Regions from separate parts of the Homo sapiens genome. Here region 2 is linked to region 1. A link is an interaction called in ENCODE POLR2A ChIA-PET data of the cell type or tissue named here. Cell type or tissue: B cell. All regions are shown on one strand. Each heading gives the region's core, and the rest is flanking DNA. Links, peaks and the distances in the headings are about the cores only. Region 1 has its middle 9.8 kb from the start of CD82. Region 2 overlaps CD82 (CD82 molecule).

Region 1 (7,038 bases), core at 3,232-5,731:
GGAGCAAAAGGCAGCCTCTTGTTCTTTTTTTTTTTTTTTCATTCTAGCTATATTTTCATGGGTTTTGTGTGTGTTTTTTTTAAATTTTTTATTTCCATAGGTTTGGGGGGAACAAGTGGTATTTGTAACTTACATGAGTAAGTTATTTAGTGATGACTTGTGAGAGTTTGATGAACCCATCACCTGAACCTCTTGTCCTTTTAAGGGCATAACCTGGAAATTATTGAAATAGAGCTCAGATAAAACTTTCTTTTAAATACTGCAGTCATGGATAAAGTTTATCATATGGCCCAGTGACCTGATACCTAAGGACCCCAGCAAGCAAATTCCTCTTAGACCCAGGATAAAGGTGAGCTCTCCTGGTGAACTAGAACGTTTTCTTTTTTCTAGCTCTTTCTTCATTTCTTCTTCCTTCACTGCCAGCAAAGTGCTTGGGCTCCAGAAACAGCCTGCAGGCTTCCTGACTGGGCTGGTGATAAAAGGGCCACACTGGGATCTGGGACTGGCACCATAGACTTGGGGCCCTAATAAGGGATAGGAAAGCCTTCTAGCAGAATGGAAGGGAGAGATCTTGGCAGATAGCAAATGTTGGGTCTGCTTCTTAAAACACATTCCTAGTGGGCCAATATTAACATGTGATGTCACTGTTTGAAATACTAGTGCTATGGTTTGGACGTGCATCCCCTGTAAGATTCATGTTGAAACTTAATCCCCACTGTGGTGGTAGTAAGAGGTAGTAATCACTTCTTTTTGAAAAGTGACTAAATCATGAGGGCTCCATCCTCATGCATGGATTAGTACCTTATAAAAGGACTGGAGGGAACCAGCTTAGCCCTTCTTGCACTTCCATCCCTTCTGCCATGTGAGGGCACCTAAATGGCACCATCTATGAGGAGCAGGTCTTTGCCAGACACTGAATCCACCAGGGCTTGGTTTTGGACTTCCCAGCCTCTAGAACCATGAGAAATCTATTTATATTATTTAGAAATTATGCAGTCCCAGGTATTTTGCTATAGCAGTACAAGTGGACTAAGTCACCTCGTTAAGACAATGGAACAAGGAATCACAAAGACATTTTCTAACTTTGGCTCTAGCACAAACTGTTTTACAGCCTTAGGTAATCCTCTGATTCTGACTTTTCTCTTTTTTCCTCACATGGTGGAGAGAGAGGAAGAGCTCCAGTGTCTTTTCTTATGAACACACGAATCCTATCAGATCAGGTCCCCATCTTTACCACCTCACTTAACATTAGTTCCTTCCTTAGAGGCCCCATCTCCAAAAACAGCCACACTAAAGGTTAGAGTTTTAATATGTGAATATTAGAGGGGACATAAGCATTTAGGACATAATACTAACCTATCCAAACATCCCAATCGATTTATCCAATATCATACAAACATACACAGTATTACAATCCACTGAGGACTTCTGCATAATAGAGAGCATCTGAAACACCAATCGCCTAATTACCCAACCCTCAATGGAGTCATTAGTGGGTTTGTGTGTCTGCCGGCTTAGGAACTCTTTGGTGGATGATGGTTTTTTGTCTACCACTTAATCTGTTTCTCTAGGTTTTTAGAAAACACCTGTTGTGCTCAGGAAATGTGGTGGTGTATTCCAGAACCAACAACACTTTTATAACCATTCTTTACTTTCTTATTCATGAAAAAAATATGCACAGTATGCAGAGTCACACAAGGGCCAAATGGAGGCTCACGAGTGCATTTCTTTCATTGCTGAATATTTCTATGAGTGCTTAAATTTCCCAGGTCTCCTGGCTCATCTGCTTCCTCCACAGGCTCTTCCTCTTTCTTAGGCAACAGTTACACCTAATAATGAGAATGAGCCTATGGTAGGCCAGGCACAGTGGCTCACGCCTGTAACCCCAGCATTTTGGAAGGCCGAGGCAGGCGGATCACTTGAGGTCAGGAGTTTGAGACCAGCCTGGCCAACATGGTGAAACCCCGTCTCTACTAAAAATACAAAAATTAGCCGGGTGTGGTGATGGGTACCTGTAATCCCAGCTACTCAGGAGGCTGAGGCAGGAGAATAGCTTGAACCCCAGAGGTGGAGGTTGCAGTGAGTCAAGATTGTGTCATTGCACTCTAGCCTGGGCAACAGAGTGAGACTGTCTCAAAAAAAAAAAAAAAAAAGAGAAAAGAGAATGAGCCTATAGTGGTGGTTACACACTACACCGTGAACATTGGATGCAGACCTCCCGGAAGAACTACTGAGATACAACTTAGAGTCACGTGTCTTCTTGCAGTATCCACCCACAGCCCAAATGGTCTAGCCTCCATTTTTGTGTGAAATCATTAGAGCAGGCTTTCTGTTCATGAGTCAGTGCTATGGTCTGAATGTTTGTGTCCCCTGAAATTCATATGTTGAAACCTACTCCCCAATGCAATGGTATTAAGAGATAGGGCTTTTGGGAGATAATTTGGTCATGAAGGTTTCACCTCTGTGCATGGGAGCAGCACCCTTTTAAAAGAGGCCCAAGGAGCTTGTTAGCCCTTTCAGTCATGTGAGGATGTAGCTAGAAGGTGCCATCTTGGAAGCAAAGAGTGGGCCCTCACCAGATGCCAATCTGCTGGTACCTCAGTCTTGGACTTCCCACACTCCAGAACCATGAGAAATAAATTTCTACTGTTAATAAATTGCCCAGTCTAAAGTATTTTGTTACAGCTACTTGAACACACTAAAAGTAAATTTTGGGTAAATATTTTTTCAAATCATGATGGCAAATATGTACATATTTTTATTTACATATAAGTTATATATAATATGTTATAAATATTATATATAATAGGTATCCAAATATATATTCAAGAGGGCAAAGGCATTGACTGCTATATCCTCAGTGCTAGAATATCATCCAGGACACAGGAGGCACTCAATAAATAATTTGTGAAATGCAGAAGTGAAATACAGTTGAATGAGAGCTACTATGAAGCATGATTTGTGGCATTCAGTGTCTTTGTAACTGATGTACCTGGTAGCTCTGCTCCCCAGAATCCAGCTATCAGTGCTAGAGGAACTGGTATGGGTTTTCCTTTTCTCCAATGAGTCCCTTCCCATCCCTGTAAGATTAGACAGCCCCGCCCATTGTCATGTGACTGGCAACAACTCCCTCTGGGAGGACACTTCTCTGCCCATGATATGGAGCTCAGCTTCATAACTTGCCTTAACAAATGGCATGTAGGCAGAATGACAGATACCACATCTAAGCAGGAGCTTTGAGAGCCACCAAGCGGCTTGACCACTGCTTCTTCTTTTCTGTCCCATGAGAAGACCCTAAATAGGGACGGATTTTCCATCTTGGATCTGGGAATAACAAAGACACATGAAGCAGAGTCTCACGTGACCCACAGCAATCTTTAGCGGCCATGTAACATAAGTGGGGAATAGGGCCTTTGTTGATATAAATCAATGAGATTTGGGGAGTTCTTTGTTACTGCAGTATAACCTCACAGAAGCTGTGACTCTCCAGCCAACCCCAGCCCCATGCTCAACAATTCAGGGGACTTTGCAAGAGCCATTAAATAAAATTTTTCTGCAAAAACAACTAGATTTCACTTGCCATGCTTATAACTAATACCTACTGTGTTTAATGTTATTTCATCATGATTATTAAATGCGGTGACTTTAGGCCAGCTGTCTCATTGGCTTGTAAATCCCACGCCTCAAAAGTGTCCTTATCTGAGCTGGGTGGGTGTCTGCAGTTGAAACTTGGCGTAGAGACCTAATTCCATGTCTGCCCTCACCTGGCCCTGCAGCCAGGGGGATTAAACTGAGACCATGAGGAATGGGGCAGCCCCTATTCCCCTGCCTCCAAGTCTTTCATCTCCAAGCCCCCAACTTTTTTTTTTTTTTTTTTTCTGAGACAGAGTCTCACTCTGTCACCCAGGCTGGAGTGCAGTGGTATGATCTCGGCTCACTGAAACCTCTGTCTGCAAGATTCAAGCGATTCTCCTGCCTCAGCCTCCCAAGTAGCTGAGATTACAGGCACCTATGACCACGCCAAGCTAATTTTTGTATTTTCACTAAGGACGGCGTTTCACCATGTTGGCCAGGCTGGTCTTGAACTCCTGACTTCAGGTGATCTGCCCTCCTCAGCCTCCCGAAGTGCTGGGATTGTGATTATGGGCGTGAGGCACCGTGCCAGCTGATTTTTTTTTTTTTTTTTTTTTGAGACGGAGTTTTGCTCTGTCTCTTGGGCTGGAGCGCAGTGGGGTGATCTCGGCTCACTGCAACCTCCACCTCCTGGGTTCAAGCAATTCTCCTGCCTCAGCCTCCCGAGTAGCTGGGATTACAGGCTCATGCCACCACACCCGGCTAATTTTTGTATTTTTAGTACAGACAGGGTTTCACCATGTTGCCCAGGCTGGTCTTGAACTCCTGACCTCAGGTGATCTGCCCGCCTCAACCTCGCAAAATGCTGGGGTTACAGGCATGAGCCATTGCGCCCGGCCTTCAAGCCGCTCTTAATTGGCTGCACTGAGCGCTGTGGTGGACACCAGAGGGCGATAAATGCTCATTTTGGAGAAAAGAGTGATGAGGTTTTTGGTTTTATTTATTTTTTTCTCCTCTTTCTCTTCATTTCTGTTGGTAAAAGGAATGACTTGGACACAACTAACTAGTGCATCTCATAGCCCTAAAGTAGCAAATATTGTATGTGCATTGCCTGCAGCGTAAGCAGTGAGGAAACAAACCCAGAGAGGTGAAGGTCACATGTGCCCAAAGTCACATGTTGGAAAGTTACCAGAGCAAGGACTTGAGCTAAACCATGTCTCACAGAGGAGGGCAGTGCAAACATGGCAGTTTTCACAGGGATCATCCTGGAAAGTGGTGTCCCTGTCTTCCCGCTAAGGTCTGTGTGGCCCTGCCAGCTACTCAGAATGCTCTCAATATGAACATGAATTCAGCCAGTATTGCTCCCCGGATTGCAAACTCAGTTCCCCATGGGAACCAGGCAGGTCACAAAAATGAGGGAAGCAGGCTAGATGAGCCATAGGCACAGTGGGGACTGTAGCCAGCTGGAGGTCATATGTCGCAAATAAAGAGGTCAGCCACAACTCAGGTCCATCCGCTGTGGCCCCGTTGGAAGGCACAGCAGGAGGCTCAGATGTCCCTATCCCTATACATCTAAAAATCAACATAAAATTCCCCAATTTTTAAATGCTGGCCACAAATTCAAAACTTTTTCAACTCAACTAAGCCTTGGCCTTCTCAACTGTATAAGGGAGAGAACGTCTACACCATCAGCTTCTTGGGCCACAGGTGTGTTCTTTTAGATCTCAGGCCTGATTCAGGGAAAGATCTCCCCACTGATATAGTGCAGCTCCACCGAAGAACAGCTGTGAGAGTTCCCCTTTCTGCAGCACCTCCTCATCCATCTCAGGGGCTTATGAGTGCAGGCATACATTGCTTTTTATTACGCTTTACAGATAACGTGTTTTTTACAAATTGAAGGTTTGTGGCAACTGAACTGAGCAAATTTGTCCGTGCCATTTTTCCAACAGTATGCACTCACTTTTTGTCAGAATTTTGGATCAATTTTTTTTTTTTTTGAGACTGAATCTCTCGCCCTGTTTCCCAGAGTGCAGTGGTGTGATCTCGGTTCACTGCAACCTCTATCTCCTGGGTTCAACCAATTCTCGTGCCTCAGCCTCCTGAGTAGTTGGGATTACAGGCGCCCGCCACCATACCCAGCTAATTTTTGTATTTTTAGTAGAGACAGAGTTTCATCATGTTGGCCAGGCTAGTCTCATACTCCACACCTCAGGTAATCCATCCACCTCGGCCTCCCAAAGTGCTGGGATTACAGGCATGAGCCTCCACACCTGGCCAGGATCAACAGTTTTTAAGTAAGGTATGCACATTTTTTAGACATGCTATTGCATACTTAATAGACTATGGTGGAGGGTAAACATAACTTTTACATGCATTAGGAAACCAAAAAAATTTGTGTGTCTCACTTTATTGCAATATTCGCTTCAGTGTGGTGGTTGGGAAAGGAACCTGCAACAGCTCCAAGGTGTGCTTCTATCTGGAGACTGAAAAAGCGCTGCCCAGAGTAGTCCCCTTTCTTCTGCTTTGCTCTTCCAAAAATCCCTCCCTAAAGGCGTGGCCGATGGTCTCCAATGTGATCCGCTGGGGTTCAAGGAGAAAATAATAGGACTGCTTTCTGTTTATTTTATAGATATATATATACAATATTTTAAATAATTATCATTTAAAATTTTTGTTTTTTGGCCAGGCGCAGTGACTCACACCTGTGATCCCAGCATTATGGGAGGCCGAGGTGGGTGGATTGCCTGAGGTCAGGAATTCAAGACCAGCCTGGCCAGCATGGTGAAACCCCGTCTCTACTAAAAATACAAAAAAATTAGCTGGGCGTGAGTGAAACACACCTGTAATCCCAGTTACTTGGGAGGCTGAGGCAGGAGAATTGCTCCAACCCAGGAGGCAGAGGTTGCAATGAGCCAAGATTGTACCACTGCACTCCAGCCTGGGCGACAGAGTGAGAATCTGTCTCAAAAATAATAATAATAATAATAATAATAAATAAAATAAAATATTTGTCTTTGTGCATAGTTCATATTATGCAAAATGGCTAATAAAATAGTACATACATATCTATTATAAACAAATGACATATATTGGGATGTATATAACCCTACCATGGGTTTAAGCTGATGCCTAAAAAGAAAAATAAACGGGTAGAACAGGGAATTTGGGGAGGGGGGGACATGATTTAATAGTTTCAAAGACTTACCCAAGTGCCACAGTTGTAAGATAAATATAAATAAGCTTTAGAATATGTAAAGTGCTACGCAAATGCTAGTTATCAAATTAGTTAAATATATTTAAATTAGTTATTTTACAGCTTACTTTTAAAACGGTGGCTGCCATTATTAGTGTCGTAGTTGCTATGGCAACATGGCAATGTACAGGGGCTAAAAGCCCCCTGAAGAGTAACCCCTGGACCTTCAGATGTAGTAGGCGGCAGGGCAGGATTTGAGCAGGGGCCTCACT
Region 2 (9,176 bases), core at 3,094-5,593, 55 kb after region 1:
CCAACCACATGCCAGGAGCTGAGCTAGAAAAGTGAGCTGCAATACATGTTCAAATTTACAAACATTTTCCATTTGAAGAAACTGAGGCCCAGGAAAGCAAAGTGACTTTCAGCCACTGACACACACAGCTTGGATGCATCAGAGTGGGGATTTCCATCCTGATGCCTTGGAGTCCAAGGCCCATGCCTCCCTATCCACCACGCTGCCCTCCCGCCGGCTGGGTAACTCTGCTTGGCTGATAATGAGGAGCTTAGCCTCAGAGGTGTCCTATCAGCCCCAGAACAGGACTTGTTTGGAGATTTGGGTTTCTCGACCCCAGCCAAGCTCTGTGCATTGCACCCCCTGCCCCTGTCTTCCCCTTCAGAGTCCACACCCCCTAGTCCCAGCCTGCCTCACCTTAGTCCACCACCATCTTTTCTGGAAGGCAGGGGGAAATTTTCTGGCTTTGCTGAAGAAGTTCTGGTGCCACTGTATCGCCCGAATTGGAATGAACAATATATTTTTTTCTTTCGCAACGCATCATAAATCTCAGTGGAAGACTAAACATACTCTTGATGTGTTTATTCTGGCAGACAAGGCTCAGCGTGGGGGTGGGACTTGTTTGAACCTAAGGAAAAGAAAGGCCTTTTGAAAGGAGATAGGGCTCCCGTGCAGGTGGGTGGGAGTGACCCTGCTGTGGTCTCCAGGGCTGCCCTCTGTCCTTCCTGCCTCTGTCACCCGCAGCCACTCTTCTCAGGGCAGCGATGGGGAGGTTGGGGACCTTGGCATGGCCTGTCACCTCTGGAGCCTTGGGTTCTGCTTCTATAAATTGAGAATAAATCTGCCTCTCCCTGCTCTACCACTCAGGTTGAAGTGAACACAGACTGTGACACTTCTGTGAAAATGCAGAATGGTGTCCAAGGGTCTTGACTGTGGAACCACTGCTCTGACATTCTGGGCATGCTACTCAGCCTCCCTGTGCCTCAGTTTCCACATTTGTCAAACTAGTAACAATATAGGCCCACTGTCCCTTCTCTGCAATTCTGAAATCCAAAGAAACACTTTAAAAACCAAAAGTAGCATTTGCAACTAATTTGGTGGCAAAATTGAACCTGAACAGAAGCAAGGCTATGTATGGCCTTTGCCTGCCCCATTCGGGTGTCCCTAGGGAAATAGAAATGAGACTCACTGCAGGCTGCTGCCCCAGCCCCCACTAGTGGGTGTGATCTGTCCCTCCAGGCCCTTTCTAAAATCTGATCCTGTCTCGAGCCGGAGCCCCCAGGGGCTGCCTTGCAGCACTTCAGAGATGAAGAGCACTAACAAACGGGAAGGGCGTCGTGCGGCACTCAGCCGGAGGCTGATGTTGCTGGCATCATTGCCAGTGTTTATTATTATTGCCGCCATTATTCACTTCATGAAGGCCTGGTAAGGGCTCAATAGGTGGCAGCTGTTCCTGCTGCCCTCGTTGTCAGCAGAGCAAGGGCTGCGGGAATGGGGATCTGGGCACGGTGCTAAGATCCTCATCTGCTTGTTTATCCAGCCTCTGGTGAGCAGAGCCCAGCCCTGGGATTCAGGGGCCCTGTGTTTTAGTGTGGGCTCTGCCGCTGATTGCTGTGTGGCTTCGGATAAGTTACCCAGACTCTCTGATCCACAGGCGAGCTCTTGGGCCATGCCCAGTGCAGGCAGTCAGGGATTCTGACTTGTTCTCTCTAGAGAGTGGAGGTGGGAGGAGTGAGAAGGAAGTGAATGCAGTTTGCCCTTTCCTGTGGTGTGTGGGTGCTGAGCTGGGTGCACTTGGCAGGCCATACCTGTGCCAGGGAGGCCCCTGAGGCTCTGAGTGCTGTCACGCTCAAGCAGAAGACATTGGAGGGGAAGGGGCTCACTTGGCCTGGCTGGGAGCCAGAGGTGGGGGCTGTGACAGTGGCAGTGGCTGGCCAGACAACTCCCCAGAGATGTTGGTCAGGGGAACTGTGACTTCCTTCTTGTCCTCCTTGCTCTCACCCTGAAAGCCCCAAATTGTTGGTGCGCACATACCCTCATGTGTGAGACACAGGTGGCGAGACGGGTTCCTAGGGGACAGTGTGGTTCTCTGTGAACTGTCTGCTTGCTGAATTAGAACTTCCTGATTCTCTGGCTTGGGGTTCTCTTGCGATGGGGCAGAGGGAGGAAGAGCAGCTGGAGCCTGGGACAGGGAGAGGTGACCTTTCTCTCCCCTGTTGAGAAGGGAATGGAGGAGTCCAGGCTACCCCTCTGGAAAGGGATTATGGAAAGACACTTGGGCTAGAATCTCTGAAGCACACGCTGGTCACTGGCTCTGCATTCTGGGGTAGCTAATTACGTGGATTGCAGCTGGACTTGCAGAAAAGATGCAGGAAGCGCCCTCATTTCCTATCAGGGTACTGGGATGCAGCCTCTGAGCTGGTGTATCTGTATTCTAGCAAAGCATTTGCCAACATCTCATGTGGGAAACCTGGAGAGGACAGGAAGATGTGGGTCCAATTCATGCATTTATACCTTATTATAAGGGGCTATTTCACACCTTAAAGAGCATGGCAAGAGGTCTGCACAGCACCCCAAGGGGCGGGCACAGGAGCCCGAAAAGTTACCCTGGAGATGTAGTCTAGTCTCAAGTATCTGGATGACATGTGTCCTTCGAGAGAGGGATTTGATTTGTTCCTGTGGTCCTAGCTGGGACTTGGGTAGCTGAGAGAGGAGGAGGATGTGAACTAATACAAGTGGGTAGAAGTCATTTGAGCAGAACTTAAATTGTATCAGAGCCTCTCAACTCCGCAACATGCTATTGTGTGAGGTACTGACTTCCCCATCGCAGGGAGCATTTAAGCAGAGCCTAAAAAAGCATGACTCTTACATTTGGATGATTTGCTGGACGCAAAGGTCTCTCCTAACTCTGACTCTGTGAAAATTCACACTAAAAGAGAAGTCAAAGCTCAGCATTTGGGTGGGACGTGAGTAGAGCCATGCAGAGGACAGCAGGGTCATGGGGAGGCCCTGGGCAGCTTGCCGAGGCTAAGATCCCGGGTCCCTGGAGCTGCACAGATCAAGGTCTGGTCATGTCTCTGCTGCTTTCTATCTATGTGATCTTGGGAAGTTGCTCCAACTCTGAGCCTCATTTTTCTCTTCTGAGAAATGGGGAGGAGGGAGACAGGGAAGACAGGGCTGGCTTCCTCGGCATTCAACCTATGCAGTCACACAGGATAATCTGCTGTTGCTGTATTGAAATTCTTTTTTTTTTCTTTTCTTTTTGAGATAGAGTCTTGCTCTGTTGCCCAGGCTGGAGTGCAGTGGGATGATCTCGGCCCACTGCAACCTCCACTTTCTGGGCTCAGGTGATCCTCCTGCCTCAGCCTCCCAAGTAGCTGGGACTACAGGCACACACCACCAGGCCCAGCTAATTTTTGTGTTTTTAGTAGAGATGGGGTTTCACCATGTTGGCCAGACTGAACTCGAACTCCTGACCTCAAGTGATCTGCCCATTTCGGCCTCCCAAAGTGTTGGGATTACACGTGTGAGCCACCACGCCCAGCTGAAATTCTTAATAATTTTTAAACAAGGGGCCCTGCATTTTTGCTTTGCACTAGGTGTAAATTATGCAGCTGGCCCTGGGCAGGACTCTTTATGGCATGTGACAGTGACTCAACTGAAAGTAGCCAGAGCCAGCAGAAGGCTCAGCTGGATCCCAAAGGCTGCTGCTGTCCCTATTCACCCTTCAGCCCTACCCTCCTCTGTTGGCTCCCTTCTCGGGCAGGCTGTCCCCAGTGGAGCCTGAGGGTAGCCCAGGTCCTCATCCTACCACATTGATGGAAAGAGGGCCGGGTATGTGAGCATGGGTCTCAAGCCCATCTCTGAACCACTCGCCGTGCCTGTGATGTGGATGGCACTGAGTGGCAGCCCAGGTCTTTTGCCTGCTTCTGGCATCGAGGGAGTGGGGCCTCCTCAGCTCCATGGAGAAATAGAAGGGTGGTTACATCCAAGGAGTGGGTTTCTGCAGGGCAGGCAGAAACAATGGAGCGGTCCCTGGGGGGATGGAGGGAGCTCATGAATGTCTTCTCCTGCTACCTCCCTGTCCTTTTTGTCTCAGTAGCTACCTGGTTGCCAGGGTGACCTCCCTGCACTCCCAGCACAGGCCTCCTGAGCATCAGCTCCAAGCTGAACCAGCCCCTGTGGCCATGGTCCCCGTGGCCCAGGTGTGTCCCTCAACCACATTCTGGACTGAAAGATGTTGTGGTGTTTCCATGGAAACCACCCATCTAGGTGGAAACCACCCAGCTTCCATCACCTTCTCATTTCAGGGAGGCTGGGAGAGAAACAGGGAAGTCCAGGCTGCTGTGACAACCACGCTGGGGTTTAAACAGAGCCTCAGTGCAACATGTTGTGAGGAAGCTGGGTGGGTGGGGAAGGATGTGGGAGAGGCAGCTTTCCGCACAGATGCTTCTAGAGAGCCCCTCCTTTCCACACCGTGGGGATCACCCACCCACTGGGGTTGAGAGGTGGACCCGAGATGTCAGATCACCTGGCAGACAGCCCCAGCTATGTGACTCAGGCAAACCACTTAGCTTTTCTGGGCCCTGGTTAAAACTGGGTATAGCCGTGTGGTTTAAATGCCAATAAAGCTTAATAGGTAAAAACCTGGGTTCTGAAATCAGCCAAGCCTGTGTGCAAACCTCACTTCTTCCGCATGTTGGCTGTGTGACTTTGGGCAAGTTAATTAACCTCTCTGGGTTTGTTTTCTGCATCTCTATAATGAGGGAATGGGGTGAATACCTAGGCCATAGGTCTGCTGTGAAGATTCAGTTGAGATAATACATTTAAAGTGCTTACCACAGCACCAGGTACATAACAAACATTTGATAAAAGTTAGCCACTATTAGTGTTGGGATTAATTACTGACAGGAAAGCTTTGTAAATTGCAGAACTCTGTATAAGGGCTTTTTTTTTTTTTTTTTAAATATCATGCTGAGAGCTTTATTGAGAGAAGGGCAGGGAGCGTCATCAGAGGCTGGTTTCCCAGCATTAATTTTTTTTTTTTTTTTTTTTTTTTTTTGAGATGGAGTCTGGCTCTGTCGCCCAGGCTGGAGTGCAGTGGCGTGATCTCGGCTCACTGCAACCTCCACCTCTCGGGTTCAAGCGATTCTTCTGTCTCAGTCTCGCGAGTAGCTGGGACTACAGGCACCTGCCATTCACACCCAGCTAATTTTTGGTATTTTTTTTTAGTAGAGATGGAGTTTCACCATGTTAGCCAGGATGGTCTCGATCTCCTGAGCTCGTAATCTGCCCACCTTGGCCTCCCAAAGTGCTGGAATTACATACGTGAGCCACCATGGCCAGCCCCAGCATTAATTTAACCAAGGGAGCTGGGTGAGGAGCCAGGGCTGCAGGTCCATCTGCAGGATATGGGTTCTCTGAGCACAGCGTTCATTCAAGGACTGCCCATGGGGAGCTGCTGGAAGCTCCACCAACAGGGTTCCCTGGGAGTCAGGCTCTGAAACCCCACCTGGAAGTACCTGTCTCATTTCTCCCAATTCTTCCTTCTCAGGAACCGAGGTGGGAAGGTGTGTGGCCTTCTCCTTGGCATCCCTGCCTTCTAGGGTCCCTCGCCCCCACTGCCTTGACCAGTCCAACCATGCATTTGCCCTGAAAGGTCTCTGGGCAAGGTCCATGTGAGAGGCTAGGTGGAGCCAGGCAGGGGCTGGCTCTCGGAGGCTCCCCTCCCACCCAGGCCTGCTTATCGCCGAGGGAGGCCCTGCCCTCAGCGGGCTCTGGGTTTGCCTCCTTTTGCACAACTGACTTATTTAGAAACCCCTTCTCTGCCTGCTTTGTAAATCAGTGTTTTCTCTGTGGGGTTAGCTGAGAGCAGGTGCTGCTCTCCACCACAAGAAGGAACCCTTAATTCCTGAGCAGGGTGAGGACCAGCATAGGCAAGATGTAGATTTGGGCCAGGCGAGGTGTCTCAGGCCTGTAATCCCAGCACATTGGGAGGCTGGGCTGGGTGGATCACTTGAGGTCAGGAGTTCGAGACCAGCCCGGGCAACATGGCGAGACCCTGTCCCTGCTAAAAATACAAAAATTAGCCGGGCATGGTGACTCATGCCTGTAGCCCCAGCTACCTGGGAGGCTGAAGTGAGAGGATTGCTTAACCCCAGGAGGCAGAAGTTGCAGTGAACTGAGATCCTGCCACTGCCCTCTAGCCTGGGTGACAGGGAGACCCTGTCTCAAAAAAACAAAACAAAGCAAAACAAAAAAAAAAAAGTGAGATGTTTTTGGAGCTCTGGGGCAAGTAGCCAGGTCCCAGAAAGGCAACTGACCTCACACTCCGGCTGGCTGGCACTGCTGGCTTGGGGCTTGGGAAGGGGTGAGGGAGGATCTTTTCTGTTTTGTTTTTTGTTGTTGTTGTTTTTGTTGTTGTTTTTGTTTTTTGTTTTTTGAGATGGACTCTTACTCTGTCGCCCAGGCTGGAGTGCAGTGGTGCGATCTCGACTCACTGTAACCTCCATCTCCTGGGTTCAAGCAATTCTCCTGCCTCAGCCTCCTGAGTAGCTGGGATTACGGGCACCCACCACCATGACTACATAGAGGGAGGATCTTTTGACCATATAGTTGATACCGAAGTTCCAGGTCCCTCAGTCTTGGGGCCCCCTCCAGGCATCTACCCTGCTGTCTTGGGGGCCCTGTTTGGAGAGGCTGCACTCTGGTCCTTGGAAGAAGGAAACTGAGCTGGGCTTTCCTCCCTGTCCCTCCTTCTCCCTGAAGCTGCCCTGTGGGAGGTGTAAGGATTCACCAAGAAGTTGCATGGGTCTGGCTCTGGTGCCTGGCAGACCATGGTGGTTAGGTGTGCATTCAGCATTCACGTACCCCACACAACTATTCTGTGCCAGGCTTGGCGCTAGCCACGGGGGACCCTGTAGTGAGCGTGCCAGATGTGGTCCCTGCCCCCACGGAGCTGATGTGCTAGTGGAGAGAGATGATAAGCCCTGAAAACCAACAAGCATGTAACGTCAGTGCTCTAAAGAGAAATACAGCATGCTTTCCCTTGTGGGATAAGGGAGGCCGGGGAGGGGTGGTTGATTGGTTGGGGGAGAGGGGATGGGGAAGGGCTGATATTTTGTAGAGTGGTCTGGTAAGGCCTTTCTGAGGAGGTGACATTGGAGCAGAGCCCTGAAGGAAGCAGAGGGTGAGCCATGTTAATGTCTAGGGGAAGAGCATTCCAGGCGGTGGGAACAGCAGGTGCAAAGGCCCCAAGGCAGGAGTGTGCCTGGCACAAAGACAGCACAGAAATCTAGTCAGTTGAAGCAGAGGGAGGAAGAACAGAGGACAGAAGGCCTGGGGAGGCAGACAAGTGGTGTAGGACCTCCTAGGCTGTTATGGGGACAATGACGGTGGGAACTGCCCTGGAGGTGGGAGGCCCCTACGGGGTTTTCAGCAGTGACATGAGAATATTGATGTTTACAGGGCCAGGCTGCTGCCAAGCGCAGAAGAGATAGTGGGGCAGGAGTGGTTGGCACTGCCTGCATCGGGCACCCTGGGAGCGCCAGGAAAGTGGCTGGAGCCATGAGCGTGTCCCAGGGTTGCTGAGGGGAACGGGGGGAGGCAGTTTAAGTAGGGGTGACCACAGGTGGGCACGGGTTTCAGGAAATCTGACCCTGACCTTTGTCCTCCCCCCTGCAGCTGAAGCAGGAGATGGGCGGCATCGTGACTGAGCTCATTCGAGACTACAACAGCAGTCGCGAGGACAGCCTGCAGGATGCCTGGGACTACGTGCAGGCTCAGGTGAGGTGGGGCGGGGCTGCAGGAGGCTCTCTGGCCTGGGTGTCCCTGCATTTGGGGCTCTGTGCACCCACATGTCTGGGACTGGCATCTGCAGTGCTCGTGTGTGCCTGACAGTTTGTAGGAGAGTGTGCTTCTATGGGGGCAGGGCACCCCAGTTAGCACCACAACTCCCTGCTCAGGGGGCCCAGAGACTCAGAGGCAGCTTCACAGCTCTGTGCTCCCATTTGTGGCCAGAGAGCATGGGGGCAGTTGTCAGCCCTCTTATCTCAAGCTACACTGGGGAGCGTTGGGAGCTCCACTCTGGGTTTTAGGAAACTGGGAGCCAAGGCTGATATGCTGAGAAGTCCCAGTGAAGGCTGCCTCTGGGGAAGGGCACTAGCTGGGGAGGTGTTGGGGAGCCTTCTAGGGCAAAAGGAGTATTTTAGCCAAATCTTGATACTGGTTTCGCCAGTATGTGCACATACGTAAAAATGCACCAAGCTGAATGTGTGCCCATTAGTTCATGTGTATTATACCTCCATTAAAGTGAGAGAGATGGATGGATGGATGGGTGGACAGATGGACGGACGGACTGACCGACTGACCAACAGATAGACTGACCAGGTTCCCAGCCTGTCTCAATAGTGATCCAATGACCACCTGGCTCTCCTTTCTTGTGGTCCCGGATGCTGCATGTGCCCTTGGCTGGGACCTGACATCTCTGATCTGCAATCCTGTGAGGGCGCAGGACACAGTGGTCACTTAGGGCCTGTTGACACCTCAGGGGAGGGATGTGGAGTACAAAGGGCATGGGCAGCAGGAGAAAGCCTGACTCAGCGGCACCAGGAGAGTTTGCAGAGAGGACACTCCATCTAGGTGACATGGACATGGCCATTTTCTCAGTGGAGGAAGGGGAGAGCGATGTTTTCTGGCCCTGACCGAGGAGATCAGGTGTGGGGGTTGTGGCAGCTGGAAGGCTTGGTGCACACAAGGAAATGTTTTGGTCGCATATGTAGTTTGACCCACAATTGCTGAGACTTTGCTAATTTTAGCAAAGTCTGGATGTCACCAGTGACATAAACCAGTGCCACCTGACAAGGGACCTGGGAGGAGAAGTGGGTCCCTTGGGAGGTGGTAAGCATCCTACCCTGGAAAGTCATTGGCTGGTTCTAGATGATTCTGATGCTGTCAGATGCTGCTTAGGCCGGTGGTAAGTCAGACTCCCAAGGCCTGGAGTGCTAACACTGCCACAGCCGCTAGACCTTTGCTGAGCCTGCTTCCTCATCTATACAATGGGGCTACTGACCCATGCCGTGTGAGATACATTGTTAAAGCCTGAAGCACTTAGGCAGCATTTATTATGTGGTATGTTGGTGGTGATGTTTTAGTCACCATGCACATCCATGGAGACACAGGCGGAGGTGGCGTGTGCT

What was found. ChIA-PET counts read pairs that join two places held together with the same protein. Peaks named below come from ENCODE experiments on the same cell type or tissue, not always from the same donor. Only the 100,000 strongest peaks of a DNase experiment are listed, where the experiment ranks them.
Region 2: POLR2A ChIA-PET joins it to region 1 with 31 read pairs; 27 of 35 experiments call an interaction of 5 or more read pairs at or near these places.

What each region holds. Positions count from the first base shown.
Region 1 is chr11:44,552,312-44,559,349 of GRCh38, forward strand. No RefSeq gene overlaps it. Among named protein-coding and RNA genes, the nearest start is that of CD82, 9.8 kb to the right of the region's middle. RefSeq lists a silencer at 4,394-4,443 and an enhancer at 6,852-7,038. In B cell, for the core only: CTCF peaks have their summits at 4,523 (motif pointing right) and 4,722; DNase peaks (open chromatin) are centred at 4,660 and 5,350; H3K27ac peaks cover 2,120 bases.
Region 2 is chr11:44,607,610-44,616,785 of GRCh38, forward strand. CD82 (CD82 molecule) reads left to right here. Exons shown (of 10, transcript NM_002231.4): 7 at 7,663-7,764. Among named protein-coding and RNA genes, the nearest start is that of CD82-AS1, 6.9 kb to the left of the region's middle. RefSeq lists enhancers at 1,291-1,791, 1,795-1,964, 8,808-9,157 and silencers at 4,427-4,506, 4,577-4,626. In B cell, for the core only: no CTCF peak of the experiment used is centred there; DNase peaks (open chromatin) are centred at 4,352 and 5,427; H3K4me3 peaks cover 578 bases; H3K27ac peaks cover 2,500 bases.